Linked DNA regions of Homo sapiens: region 2 is linked to region 1. The links are chromatin contacts, found by Hi-C or POLR2A ChIA-PET in ENCODE. All regions are on one chromosome and are shown on one strand. The core of a region is the stretch at or near the end of the contact, and the rest is flanking DNA. Distances in the headings are between cores, read along the strand shown.

Region 1 (6,249 bases), core at 3,525-6,024:
CGTGGCTTGATGGGGACACTTTCTCTGATTAAGATCCGGAATAATCACCCACCCAATGGGATCTCTTAGAGGGAAGCGCTGGTTAGAATCCCTCCAGGCTGAGATGCAATCATCGCCATTGAGCCTGCCCTCCCCTAGGGAAACCCCACAAAACCATCCTGAGAATCTCAGCCCTCTTTGGTCGGTACCTGAGACTGCATAGACCTAAACTGAAAGGTGATCGAAGGGGAGGAGCAGTTGCTCGTGCGGAGGAAGCTCTTGGGGCCGAAGTGGCCCCGGCCGAGTATGTCGCAAAGGAGGCACCACTGCGTTGAGCGCTTACTGTATCTTTACTTTTAAATCACCAAGGCAAAATCACCTTCAGCTAAAAATGCCTGAAAGACTTTTTAAAATAGTGGGAGTGGGCGTTAGGGGGAAGAGATGGCCTAGGAAATTTTCCGCAGGGCGTTCTAGGGATGAGTTGAGGGAAGCCGCATGACGCGCGGCTCCCCGGTGCCACAGCTAAGGACAGATATTTTCGCAAAACCCAGAATGAAAAAAGAGCACGCTCCCTTTGGGAGCGCTGTCCCTTTGGGACTGGGGCCTTCCACTCCCACCCCTCCTTTTTCCCTGATCGGCTCCGCAGCTCCACGACAAGCCAGCTGGTCTGGTCTCTGACTTGGGCTCCGGTCCGTACCCCCGGGGCGCCCTGCTGTGTTACAGCCGCCCGACGCCCCCAGACCCGGCCAGGTCACCAGGGCAGATTGGAGGTTCGCGCCCCCTCACCCGACACCTCCCGTCCACCTCATCTTTCTTTTTTTCGAAAACAGGAAAGGGAAGAAAACTGAAACGGGCCTCTTGGTCTGCAGTTTTAGCGGAGTCGGGATTCCACAGCCCTGAGTGGCACATGCCGGTCAACTTCCCAAAGTCGGGCTCCCGTGTGGGGAGAAATACACACGCAGGAATGCACAAGCATCGCGTGTTCGCAACTGTCGCTGGGAGGTCTGGCGGCTGTGATGGGACATGCACTCACTCGGGCAACACGTCCACAGGTGACATCTATTCGATCAGTCAACAGATATTTATTGCGCACCTACGACGCTATCTGGTACTTTCCTTTTCCCCTTAGCTGTTGCTGTCCAGCCCAGCGCCAGTCCAGAGACGGGCTTACCGGCCGCTCCCTTCCACAAGAAACTCGTGTCCGGCGTGAAGAGCGGACGATAAACACTCTCCAAGCCCAGCGAAATGTACTAATTACAGGAGCGGCTGGGAGCCCGCGACACGGGGACCTGTCCCTCCAGGGATAGGAGTCTTCTACCTGCAAGGGACCCGGCCTGGGGAACTGGAATAGACAAGGGGTAACCCCTTCTCCCATCACCTCTAATGAGAACATTGTCCGGGGCTGAGATATTTGGGGGACGCCGCTGCTCACCCCACCAAACTTTCCCTAGGGACAGAAAAGCGTCCCTACCGAAAACGGATTTAAACACCGTCCCCACTTTTGCTAAGGAAGTTTGGATAGGGAGGTTGTGGTCCTTAATTCGCCAGGTAAAAGGAACCCCATCAGCTCGCATCCCTCACCCCCATCCTGAGCACTGAGTGTTTGCGAGAAACTCGCCCTGCGCCAGCAACTCTGGGCTCCGGTCTCAGCTCCCGCGTAGACGCGGAGGAGAGATTGGCGGCCCCCGCTGGGGAAATTGAGCCCGGCGCCGGTCCGGGACGTGCAAGAGGGGGAAAGGGGGAGATCCCAGACCTCGGTTTCCCGAGGGCTTCCCTGGGGAGCCACTCGCACCTCTGTGTCTCCGCTCCCGGCGGCAGACCTCGCGGCGCTTGCTCAAGAGCGGGTATCCGAAAGCACGTCCCGAACACGGAGAAGCGCCCTCCGTCTCCTGCCTCGTGACCTGCGCCCTTTCCCTCCCTCACCGCATCAGATGGAGGACCCTGGCTCCTTTCGCCCCTGGCAAAATGCTCTAGCCAACACTGGGTCAACAGCCTTAGTTTCCAGATCTGTAACCTGAACATCAGGAGCGGGTTCCTTTCCTTCTACCTGTGTCTGAGGTCCTCTGGTCGGGGACTGCGCGCGTCTTCCCAGGTCAGGGAGGAGGGGTCGGGGCGACCTGAGAAAGACACAACGAAGCGAATGGAGCCCCTGAATGGGGAAAGGGGAGTGGACACCAGGAGGCCCCTGCAGAAATGCAGGACCGATCCACTCGCGAGCTGACAATGCCACGCGCTAGACTTGGCCTGACGGTGGCAACGCTTGGCACCTGGGGGATAGGGGCCTTCTCCTGGCCTCAGTCCCCAAATTCTGCGCAGAATAGAACGGCTGGCATCTCAAGTGCTCTTTTTTCACCCGGATCTCTACAGACACAAGTTCCCTCACTGAGCTGCGCAGAGGTGGATCCGCACAGGAGGGAATATCGCGTAGGAATTCCTGCAAATATAAATCTCAGCAGCAAAGCAGTCCAGATTGACTGGAACACACCACCCCCAGCCACCACCATCCAAGTTTTCCCTGGTTCTCGGAGTTGGAAACAGTTTCTGGGCTTTTGGCGCCCCCTCTGGATACAGATGAAAACTGCAGTCCATTTTTAAGTCGCCTGTTCATAAGTTTTCAGGAAGATGTAAAATTCAAAAATGCTTGCATCAAATCAACGGGAAATGTATAAATCCCCGTCGTTTATGATGTAAAACTCTACATATTAGTATCTTATTGCATAATTGCATTAAAAGTATATTTATACATATACGTATATATCTTGACATATATTTAGTGAAATATTCCAAAATATCTTAAAGTCATAGCCCTCTTCACTGACTTTATTCCAGCAAACATGGTAATTACAATATCATACAACTAAGTACAGACGACCTGGCTAAAATGTCTGCCCGATGGTCTCCGAGTCTCCTGAATCAGGTGTCTGAGAATTACACAGTTATACTGTACACACAATGCCCTTCTACCCGGGACACAGAAATAGGTCCACACTACGCGGACTTTTTTCTCCTAGGAAAGGACGATGCTGTTCTTACACTTTCTGAAAGTAATCACAGAGCCCTGGATACGAAGCTATTGTATGCAAATCTCTTAAATTTGTAAACGAGCTATAGGGCACCAGAAACATCCCATTTGAAGAAGTTACATTCGTTAAAAAAAAAATGCTGTTGAACAAGGCTGTAACTTACTACCTTATGAAGAGTTCCATTTCCTATAAGAAATGTCGGGCTTCTTCCGAAGACAACGAGAGAAAACAAGATTTTAAGAAATTCTCCCGGAAGGACATTGATTTGGATCTTGTGATAGTGTCCTCACTTCGCAAATTAGAAAGGGAAAAAAAAACTAGTTTTTATTATGATGTGGGCCGATTCACCACAACAATAATTTAATTGAGGCGAATTTTTGCAAGAGCCCAAAAGGGTGGGGGGGGGGGGGGAGTTTAAAATTAAGAGTTTCCCAATGCTGTGCGTTTATTTGGGATTCTGAAAGCACAGAACCCGCAAGCGACCAAGACTTTTCTTCTATCCCAGAGCAGATAGCTCCGCACTTACCCAACCTGGCTCTAAGCATTTCGTGTAAACACAAAGGTTGTGCTCAAATCACACTTGAAATACATGAGAGACACCACCAATGCCTCCCCCAGAACTCCCAACTACATGCAGGTCTGAACCGACCGGACTAGAGTCAGAAGCACCGGCGCTTCACCCCTTCAGGTGTTTCGTAAATGCCAGCAAAAGCAGGCAAGCAGCATGACTCCGCCAGAGTGGAGCGTTTTGTCTGCGGTGGTGCCCATTTGTTTGGTCTTTTACAAACCAAGTGACCGGCCTGGGCCTCGCGGCCCGGGACAGCCGCATTGGCAAACTTCTATCTCTCAAAGCCAGAGCAGTTAGCAAACTCTCCCCCAGACAGGGCGACTCGGCTGACGTTTTTGACCCGGCCAGGAGGCAAAGACCAAAACGTCAGAGCAGTAGCCCTGTTACTGAGGAGCGTCGGCAGGGTCGCGGGTAGAGGGGGCTGGAGAATGACTTGTCAGAGCTCAAGGTCGATGTGGCGCGGGGCGGCCTCGAGAGCGCCGGGCTCCTGCGTGGCCACGGCCGCCGCTGCCAACCTTCGCGGGGACTTAGCTTTGCTTTCCATTGACTCCCTTTGCAAAAGCGCAGCAGAATCCTGACCAGCCGCACCAGCCCCGGCGAACCCGAGCATGTTAATCTATTTATATGGATTATTACGGAGGAACAGCGGGCGTTGAGTCACCAAAACATTTGCTTCAAAAGACTATTTCTAAGCACTTTTGCAGGCAGGCAGGCTCGCTCCAGGCGCGTAAACTCGGCTACGCATTAAGAAGCGGCTGCTTTTCGAATACTGCAAACTCCAGCTAAGTCCCCGGTGCCGCGGAGAGAGCAGTGAAAAGAAATGTCGGAGGTGGGGGTAGATCCTAGTCTAGACACACACACTTGCGCGCACACACACACACACACACACAAGATTCGCGCGGAGAAGGCACTAAAATTCTGGCATTCCGAGAGTACGACAAACTTACACACTTGGAAGTCCCGGGTCCCCCGCCTTCCCCGCAGCACCCCCCGCCCCCCCACCCTACCGTCCGCCCTTTGGCTGCGATCCCCTCCCCTCTCCTCCCCTCCCGCCTCGTCACCCAGCCCAGTGCCACAATCCTCCTCCCTCCCCAAAATCGGGTCCAATCAGCTGCCTGCCAACCCTGGGACTGCTGTGCTGTGATTGGCGGGTGGCTCTAAGGTGAGGCGGAGTATTTATTAAAGAGACCCTGGGCTGGGAGTTGGAGAGCCGAAAGCGGAGCTCGAAACTGACTGGAAACTTCAGTGGCGCGGAGACTCGCCAGTTTCAACCCCGGAAACTTTTCTTTGCAGGAGGAGAAGAGAAGGGGTGCAAGCGCCCCCACTTTTGCTCTTTTTCCTCCCCTCCTCCTCCTCTCCAATTCGCCTCCCCCCACTTGGAGCGGGCAGCTGTGAACTGGCCACCCCGCGCCTTCCTAAGTGCTCGCCGCGGTAGCCGGCCGACGCGCCAGCTTCCCCGGGAGCCGCTTGCTCCGCATCCGGGCAGCCGAGGGGAGAGGAGCCCGCGCCTCGAGTCCCCGAGCCGCCGCGGCTTCTCGCCTTTCCCGGCCACCAGCCCCCTGCCCCGGGCCCGCGTATGAATCTCCTGGACCCCTTCATGAAGATGACCGACGAGCAGGAGAAGGGCCTGTCCGGCGCCCCCAGCCCCACCATGTCCGAGGACTCCGCGGGCTCGCCCTGCCCGTCGGGCTCCGGCTCGGACACCGAGAACACGCGGCCCCAGGAGAACACGTTCCCCAAGGGCGAGCCCGATCTGAAGAAGGAGAGCGAGGAGGACAAGTTCCCCGTGTGCATCCGCGAGGCGGTCAGCCAGGTGCTCAAAGGCTACGACTGGACGCTGGTGCCCATGCCGGTGCGCGTCAACGGCTCCAGCAAGAACAAGCCGCACGTCAAGCGGCCCATGAACGCCTTCATGGTGTGGGCGCAGGCGGCGCGCAGGAAGCTCGCGGACCAGTACCCGCACTTGCACAACGCCGAGCTCAGCAAGACGCTGGGCAAGCTCTGGAGGTAGGACCCGGCGGGGGCGGCGCGGCAGGGTGGGCATCGCGGCGGCTGGGGGCGCTGGTCAGGGCTGATTTGCCCCGCCCCGCCTCCCATCGCCCGGGAGTTGCCGTTCCGGGAGCCGGCGGGATGGGGTTGGGAGTGGGAATGGGGTGTAACTGTGGCTCAGAGTTTGACAAAGTTCTTGGGCTGCTCGCGGGGACGCGGAGGAGGGGGGTGGTAAGTGGAAGAGGTGAGGGAGGTAGCTGGAGGATGGACGAAGACTGGTGGGAGACGGAAGGAGGGGGCTGCCAGCCTGCTCTCCAGTCGCCTGGAAGCTCAATCGGGGCGGGGAAGTGAAACTTGCCTCCCTCCTACCCGGCCTCTTAAAACTGCACTCTCTCGTGCAGCCCCACTGTCCACGGAGATGGGGCAAGGGAGAAACCGAGGTTGGAGGAGACCCTTGGCAGGAACTGGGAGGCGGGAGGAGGGAGGCTACTGGAAATAGGTGGGAGTGTATGGTGGGGGGTGAGAATTGGGGACCTTCTTGCAGCTTAAGTAATTTGGGGGAAAGTTTTCAAAGGGGGTTGGGGTTGGGGGCGGTAAGTCGAGCAGCAAAGGCGTTTAGGGGGCAGCACCGGGAGTCGTTTTCATCTCCAGCGTTTCCAAAATAGAAATAGAAGGGGAGGGGAGGGAGGG
Region 2 (6,249 bases), core at 1,530-4,029, 67 kb after region 1:
AGTGTTTCTGTCACATGCAGCCTCTTCGGCAGCTGGTAGGCTACAGAGGCCTACTCCGCGTGGGAGGAGGGAGATGCATTGCATCATTACCTCATTGTGTTAAGAAAACTCTGAGATTCAACCATTCTAAAATAAAATTTTCTCATTAGGAGGGAGGTTTTTGGCTCTCTAGTCTTAAAATGCCCAGGAACCAAACTGGCCTTCTAAAGATGTGGAACACAAAGTTCCGTTCCCATTTTTGATGCTGACCCCCTATGAAGCTCAGGTGCCTGTGGACTTCTTAGCCTAACTATAGACAGGTTTTAATAACTTTAATTATCCTGCTTCACTTCTCTAATTTCTTTCTTTCTTTTTTTTTTTTTTCAAAATTAGCCTGAAGGCTCAAAAGATTAAACTTGGGGGAAAATTTCCTAATGCCCTTTAGCTAGCTGGTTTCCAGTTTACGCCCCAGTTTTCCTGCAAATCCTTGCATTTGTACTATAGGATGAGCAACATACCTTGGACTTCCTTCTGTTTACACCTGAGACCGATGTGCACCAGCTATTTATGTACAGATCCTTGGGATGCTTTTCTCTCCACCATGAAATGTTGCCAAACTCCAGGAACTAGGGATATGGGGAGGGGAAAAAAAAAACGTATTGTTGCAATCCCCTCCTCCCCCTTGATCATTAATTGTATCCTGCTGGGAGCCCTCCATGCACTCTGGGTGAGCATGTGTCAAACACATTTCCCTCTTCCCAGCACTTGCCAAGGGTGTGTTAGCCTCTTATTTTTGAAACCTGCTCTTTGAGACATGGAGAAACTCAGACAGGAGGAAGGAGGGGGAGGAGATTACAGCAGAGCAGCAGCAGGCTGGGGTCAGGCTCTGGGCCAGAGCCTTCGAGTCCAAATTTCCTCCCCGGACAAAGGATGGGTGGGGGTGGTCAGCTCTTCTGCAGCGACCGACTGGTGGCTGAGCAGGCAGGAGGGACCCACTGCGGTGACCGGAAGTTAAGAGGATACAGACGCAGTTGAGGTTCTCCTTAAATGATGAAGTAGCTGATTCTTCCTCCAAATCCCTCTTCACTAGTTCTGAGGCCCCCAGACAACCCCAGCAGTCAAGCACTGCTGCTTCCCATCCCAGATGTTTTGAATTCTGAGAGAGCAAAATATGTAGAAAAATCCTTACTAGGTATCTATTCCCCACCAGAGCACAACAAGGTATGGGACCAAGGGACCAGGAAAAATCAGTTGTCTTCTATTGGAGGAAGGAGCAGGTGCCATGGTGGACCCTGGAAACTCCATTGGGGTTTCCTCAGTCGACATAGCTCGTGCGGAAGACACTTGCCCTTCAAAGTTGCTCAGGAGACCGAAGCATGAGATTCAAGTCTGCCCTTGCAATTCTCCTAGGCATAAGGTTGTCTTCATCTGTCAGCCTGCTCAACCTTCTCTTCTGTCCAGTCCTAGCACTGTAGAAAGAAATCAAATTATTCTTGCAGATTAAGGTTGGTTCTCAGAGACTCCGCTTCTGGAAAATGCTGAAGGATCATCTACTTTTTCCCAGAGTCACGAAAGGGAGATCACCAGGCACAGCGGCATATGCCTGTGATCCTAGGTACTCAGGAGGCTGAGGCGGGAGGATTGTTTGAGGACAGGAGTTTGAGGCTGCAGTGAACTATGATTACACCATTGCACTCCCGTCTGGGCAATATAGCAAGACCCTGCCTCTAATTTTCTTTTTTAAAGGGTAGCCGGGGTGAACATGTACCACCATATATATATATATTTTTTTATTTTGGAGAAATGGGGTCTTGCTATGTTACCCAAGGTAATCTTGAACTCGTGGCCTCAAGCAATCCTCTTGCCTTGGCCTCCCAAAGTGCTGGGATTACAGTTGGTTTCATTTCGGCTTCTCACCTTTATATTATCATCCATGAAATCCTCAACCTTTTATCAGTCTCATCCCTGGGTGGTCCTTAGGGTAAGTTGTAAAACTTGGTGGGAAGGAGTTATCACTACCTGGTCCAGCATCACAGGGCTACTAAGAACCCAGGCTCATAGGCAGACAGATCTTGGTCTAAATTTTATCTGTTACTTGTATTGGCTGTGTGATGTACCAATCTGAACTTCTTGAGCTGTAGGGTTGTCATCTCTAAATTTATTTTTTAAAGATTGAATGAGGTTATGTATGTAAAGCACTTAACACTTGGAATGGCAAGTAGTGCCCAAGAAATCTTACTTTACTATTGCAAAAAAAAAAAAAAAAAAAAAGTTAAGACTGGTAATAGTGACACCTGGAAGCCCCTGTTGGATCTGCCACATCTACTGGTAACATGTCCTGACCACATTGCTCCTGTCCCCCACCCAGCTTAAGGTCATCTCTTCTTTGGATTGACAGCACACATGCCCGTTAGCTGCAAGCTCTTTATCATCTCATGAGAATTCAACCCAAAGGGAGACAGGCAAGAATAAGCCAAAGTCTGACTCTCCTCAGACTCTCGCTTGATTTCCATGAGGCACACAACCCGCTTCTTCACGAACAGGCGCAGATGCTCTTCCCATCACACACGGCCCCATCATCTGACATCCCTATTGGCCAGGCTCTTGAACCCAAGTCACAGCTGGTTCCTTGAGGCAGCCTGAGGCGTAACACCGCCTGCAAAGAAAACTTTTCTCTCTGTTGAAAATGCACAGGGCCCCCTCTGCCTTAGTCCCTACCACTCCCCCAACATTGTCCTACTACTGTTTCCGTGTAGCGCATCTGGCCAAAGCAAACAGCTCTCCTGAGCCAGCTCTCCAGCAAGCAGCTGCAATACAAAGTTGGCAGGCATTTTCAGGAAGCCTGGCCTTCCCCCGCCTGCTCACCCTGTGGGCTCCCCTGGAAGACACAAGAAATGAAGCCTGACCTTTTAATTAGCCCTCGCACAGGGCCTGACCTCATTCTCTGGAGGAGCTGGACCGCCCCTCTCCACTCCCCTGCCCTGCTCCTCATCCGTCCTTCACATGTTGGGTGCCTGGGTACTGGGGCTAGCTTTTCTCCTCTCTGGGGAAAACGCACATTGTGAATAGGATGTTAGGAACTAGAGGAGTAGTTATAAAGGTTTATTAGTGTCCTATATTGATGACTGTGTATTGGAGTTTGAATTGAGGTTGGGGACAGATGAGGATCTCAGATCTAGGAGTAACGATAAGAGGGAAAATGGGAAGAACAAAGAGAGGAGAAGAGAGAGGGAAGGAGGGAGGGAGGGATGAAGGGAAGGATTTTTAGCACCTTTTGTCAGTCTGATAATAAGTGTTTTCATGTGTTTTCTTCTTTAAACTCTGTAAGACCATAGGTTTTGATGATCCTGATTTTATAGGTAAGACATTGAGTCCCCAAAGAGAAGTGACTTGCTCGAGGTCACTCAGTTGGCAGATGGCAGAGCAAAAACAAGAACCTAGGTCTTCTGGCTCTGAGACTGGAAACTTCACATCAGGTTGCTGCTATTGTCCAGTAGTTTTAGGGTTACCTTTATAAGATAAATTATTTTTTTCAGTCCCGTCAGCTAGAATAATGCATCCGTAGGCTCAGTGGCCCCCATCTGATTCAACAATCTGGCATGCATTGTTTTGGTTAAGGTCAGCTGACCCTAACTTTGGTGTTCCTGAGAGCTACTTGGAGGTGGTAATTGTGGTAGAGAGAGTGGGACCAAAAGTGGCAGTGGTGGTGGCGGTCATGGTGATAGTGGTGGTGGTGATGGTAGTGATAGTGGAGGTGGTGGTAGTAACGATGGTGGTGGTATTGATGGTGGTAGTGGTAATGGTGATGGTGGTGGTGGTAGTGGTGATGGTGATGGTAGTGTTGATGGTGATCACTATGGTAGCGATGGTGGTGGTGATGATGGTGGTGGTGTTGGTGGTGGCAATGGTGGTGATGATGATGGTGGCAATGGTGGTGATGATAACGGTCGTAATAGTAGTAGTGATGGTGATAGTGGTAGTGATGATGGTGGTGGTAGTGTTCATGGTGATGGTGATGTTCATGGTGATGGTGATGATGGTGATCATGATAGTAGTGATGGTGGTGGTGTTGATGGTGATGGTGGTGGTGGTGATAATGGTGACCATGATAGTAGTGATGGTGGTGGTGGTGGTGATGGTGGTGCTGGTGATGATGGTGGTGGTTGTGTTGGTGGTGGTGGCAATAGTGGTGATGATGATGGTGGCAATGATGGTGATGATAATGGTGGTAATAGTAGTAGTGATGGTGATAGTGGTAATGATGATGGTGGTGGTAGTGTTCGTGGTGATGATGGTGGTAGTGATGATGGAGGTGTTGGTGTTGGTGGTGGTGGTGTTGATGGTGATCATGATAGTAGTGATGGTGGTGGTGGTGATGATGGTGGTGGTGGTGGTGATGGTGGTGGTGGTAGTGGTGGTGGTGATGGTGACGGTGTTGATGGTGATCATGATGGTAATGATGGTGGGGGTGGTGGTGATGGTGTTCATGGTGGTGGCAATGGTGGTGATGATGGTGGTAGTGATGGTGGTGGCAGTAGTAGTGATGGTGATGGCAGTAATGATGCTGGTGGTAGTGTTCATGGTGATGGTGGTGTTGATGGTGGTGGTGATGATGACGGTGGTGATAGTGGTAGTAATGATGATGGTGATGAGGGTGGTAGTAATGGAGGCATGCTCTTGTTACTAGCAGCAGTGGTGGGAGTAACATGAAACATAGATAGACCAGCTAATTGGCTTTCTCAGTCTCTAAAATCCTCCCTTGCATTGCACTCCTTGCCTTCTGATCTTCTGGTTTGTAGAAATTGGCCAGAGCTCTGACCCTTTGTTTGTTGGTAGCAGCATCTGTAAAATGATATGACAGTCTTGTATTTATTTATTTTTGAAAGGATGTAAGGGAAACAGCTTCCCTTATTCAAACAAAACACAAAGTCCCCAAGGCTTTAAAACTGGAAGCTGATTCTCCAGGTGGGGAGATGGGGGTTGCCAGCAATGTCAACATGGCACCTGAGTTTCTGCTTTCCCCTCCCCCATCTCTCCCTCTGACTCTCACATCCACAGCTATGTCAGCCTGGGAGTGAATTACTGTTTGTCCTTCAGAGCTCTGGCCCAAGTGTGGCCAGCTCTCTCTCTCTTGGCTTCCCTTAGCCCATATGAGAGACTGGAATTTAAGTGTGGGAGAGACTAGGAAGAGAAAACCAAAAGGAAGACAAACAAAGAAAACACAGGAAGTTTAGGCAGCACCCAGATTACAAAGCTGACTTTTCTGAGCCTTCACAGCTAACTCATTCCCAGGGCTGGCCACCTGTGTCTCAGTCCACATCTTGTCTAATAAGTTCAGGCAAATTGTACTGAGACAATTTAAGAGACATCTCCAACGGCCACGCTCCAAGGAGCACCCAACTTGTCTTTATGTGGAAGGAGTCAAGTACTTCCCGTTTCATACTCCTCTCTTCATTTTGTGCCCCCAGAGCCCAAGCAAAGACTACCCATCTCAATAGCTCACCCAGCGTGGTCCCAGCACACCACAGTTTCATTTGCCTAGATATCTGGCAGCACTATGGCAACCACTGAAACGAATGAATGCACCTTTCAGGTGACTTGCCTGGCTCTTATCATTGGCCTGAGAGCATAACAATATCACTTTCTTCTTCTTCTTCTTCTTCTTTTTTTTTTTTTTTAATGCACATCTCACTCTGTCACCCAGCCTGGAGTGCAGTGATGCAATCATAGCTCACTGCAGCTTGGACCTTCTGGGCTCAGGCAGGCCTCCCACCTCAGCCTTCCAGCCTCCCAAGGAGCTGGGACCACAGGTGCACACCACCATGCCTCGCTAATTTTTTGTAGAGATAGGGTCTCGCTATATTCCCTAGGCTGGTCTTGAACTCCTGGGATCAAGTGATTCCCCCACTTTGGCCTCCCAAAGTGCTGGGATTACTGGTGTGATCCACTATGCCAGGCCTATGAAATCACTTTCTAATGAAATTATCAACATTCACAAAAACACCCAAGCCAGCCATCACCATGGATGGCTTATGGCAGCAACAGGGTTGAAGAGCTTGGTGAAGGGATCAGCTTCAATCATCCCCCTTGATTCCCAGTGAAGTCAACATAGAAAAAATTTAAAAGAACAGCAGTCTTAAAGCTCAAAGGAGGGTAATTCAAACTTCCCCAGAACTGCAAACTGGGTTACTTTCTTTCTTTCTTTCTTTTTCAGATGGAGTCTTGCTCTGTCGCCAGGCTGTAGTGCAGTGGCACGATCTCGGCTCACTG

Evidence for each region. A loop is a pair of places that touch in the nucleus more often than their neighbours do. ChIA-PET counts read pairs that join two places held with the same protein, here RNA polymerase II (POLR2A). Pooled maps may share reads with other maps.
Region 2: a loop to region 1 is called in a map of heart right ventricle, with 4 times the contacts of the local background. The contact joins the enhancer-like site here to the promoter of SOX9 in region 1. A Hi-C loop is called at or near these places in 23 of 168 maps with a recorded cell type or tissue (CD8-positive, alpha-beta T cell, HepG2, IMR-90 and 11 more) and 15 of 50 pooled maps. POLR2A ChIA-PET finds 5 or more read pairs at or near these places in 10 of 52 experiments (AG04450, Caco-2, GM12878 and 5 more).

Annotation. Positions count from the first base shown.
Region 1 is chr17:72,116,246-72,122,494 of GRCh38, forward strand. It overlaps SOX9 (SRY-box transcription factor 9), which reads left to right and starts at 4,775. Exons shown (of 3, transcript NM_000346.4): 1 at 4,775-5,577. The coding sequence starts at 5,147. It also overlaps a transcript of SOX9-AS1 not described here. RefSeq lists enhancers at 1,451-2,072, 3,438-3,938, promoters at 4,040-4,807, 4,662-4,807 and silencers at 4,421-4,750, 5,661-5,760.
Region 2 is chr17:72,184,957-72,191,205 of GRCh38, forward strand. No RefSeq gene overlaps it. Among named protein-coding and RNA genes, the nearest start is that of SOX9, 67 kb to the left of the region's middle. RefSeq lists an enhancer at 410-911. Within about 2 kb of position 2,780, at least 4 of the 41 ENCODE cell types and tissues checked have a DNase peak (open chromatin) inside an H3K27ac peak, as active enhancers do; they include heart right ventricle, where a contact is called at or near this core.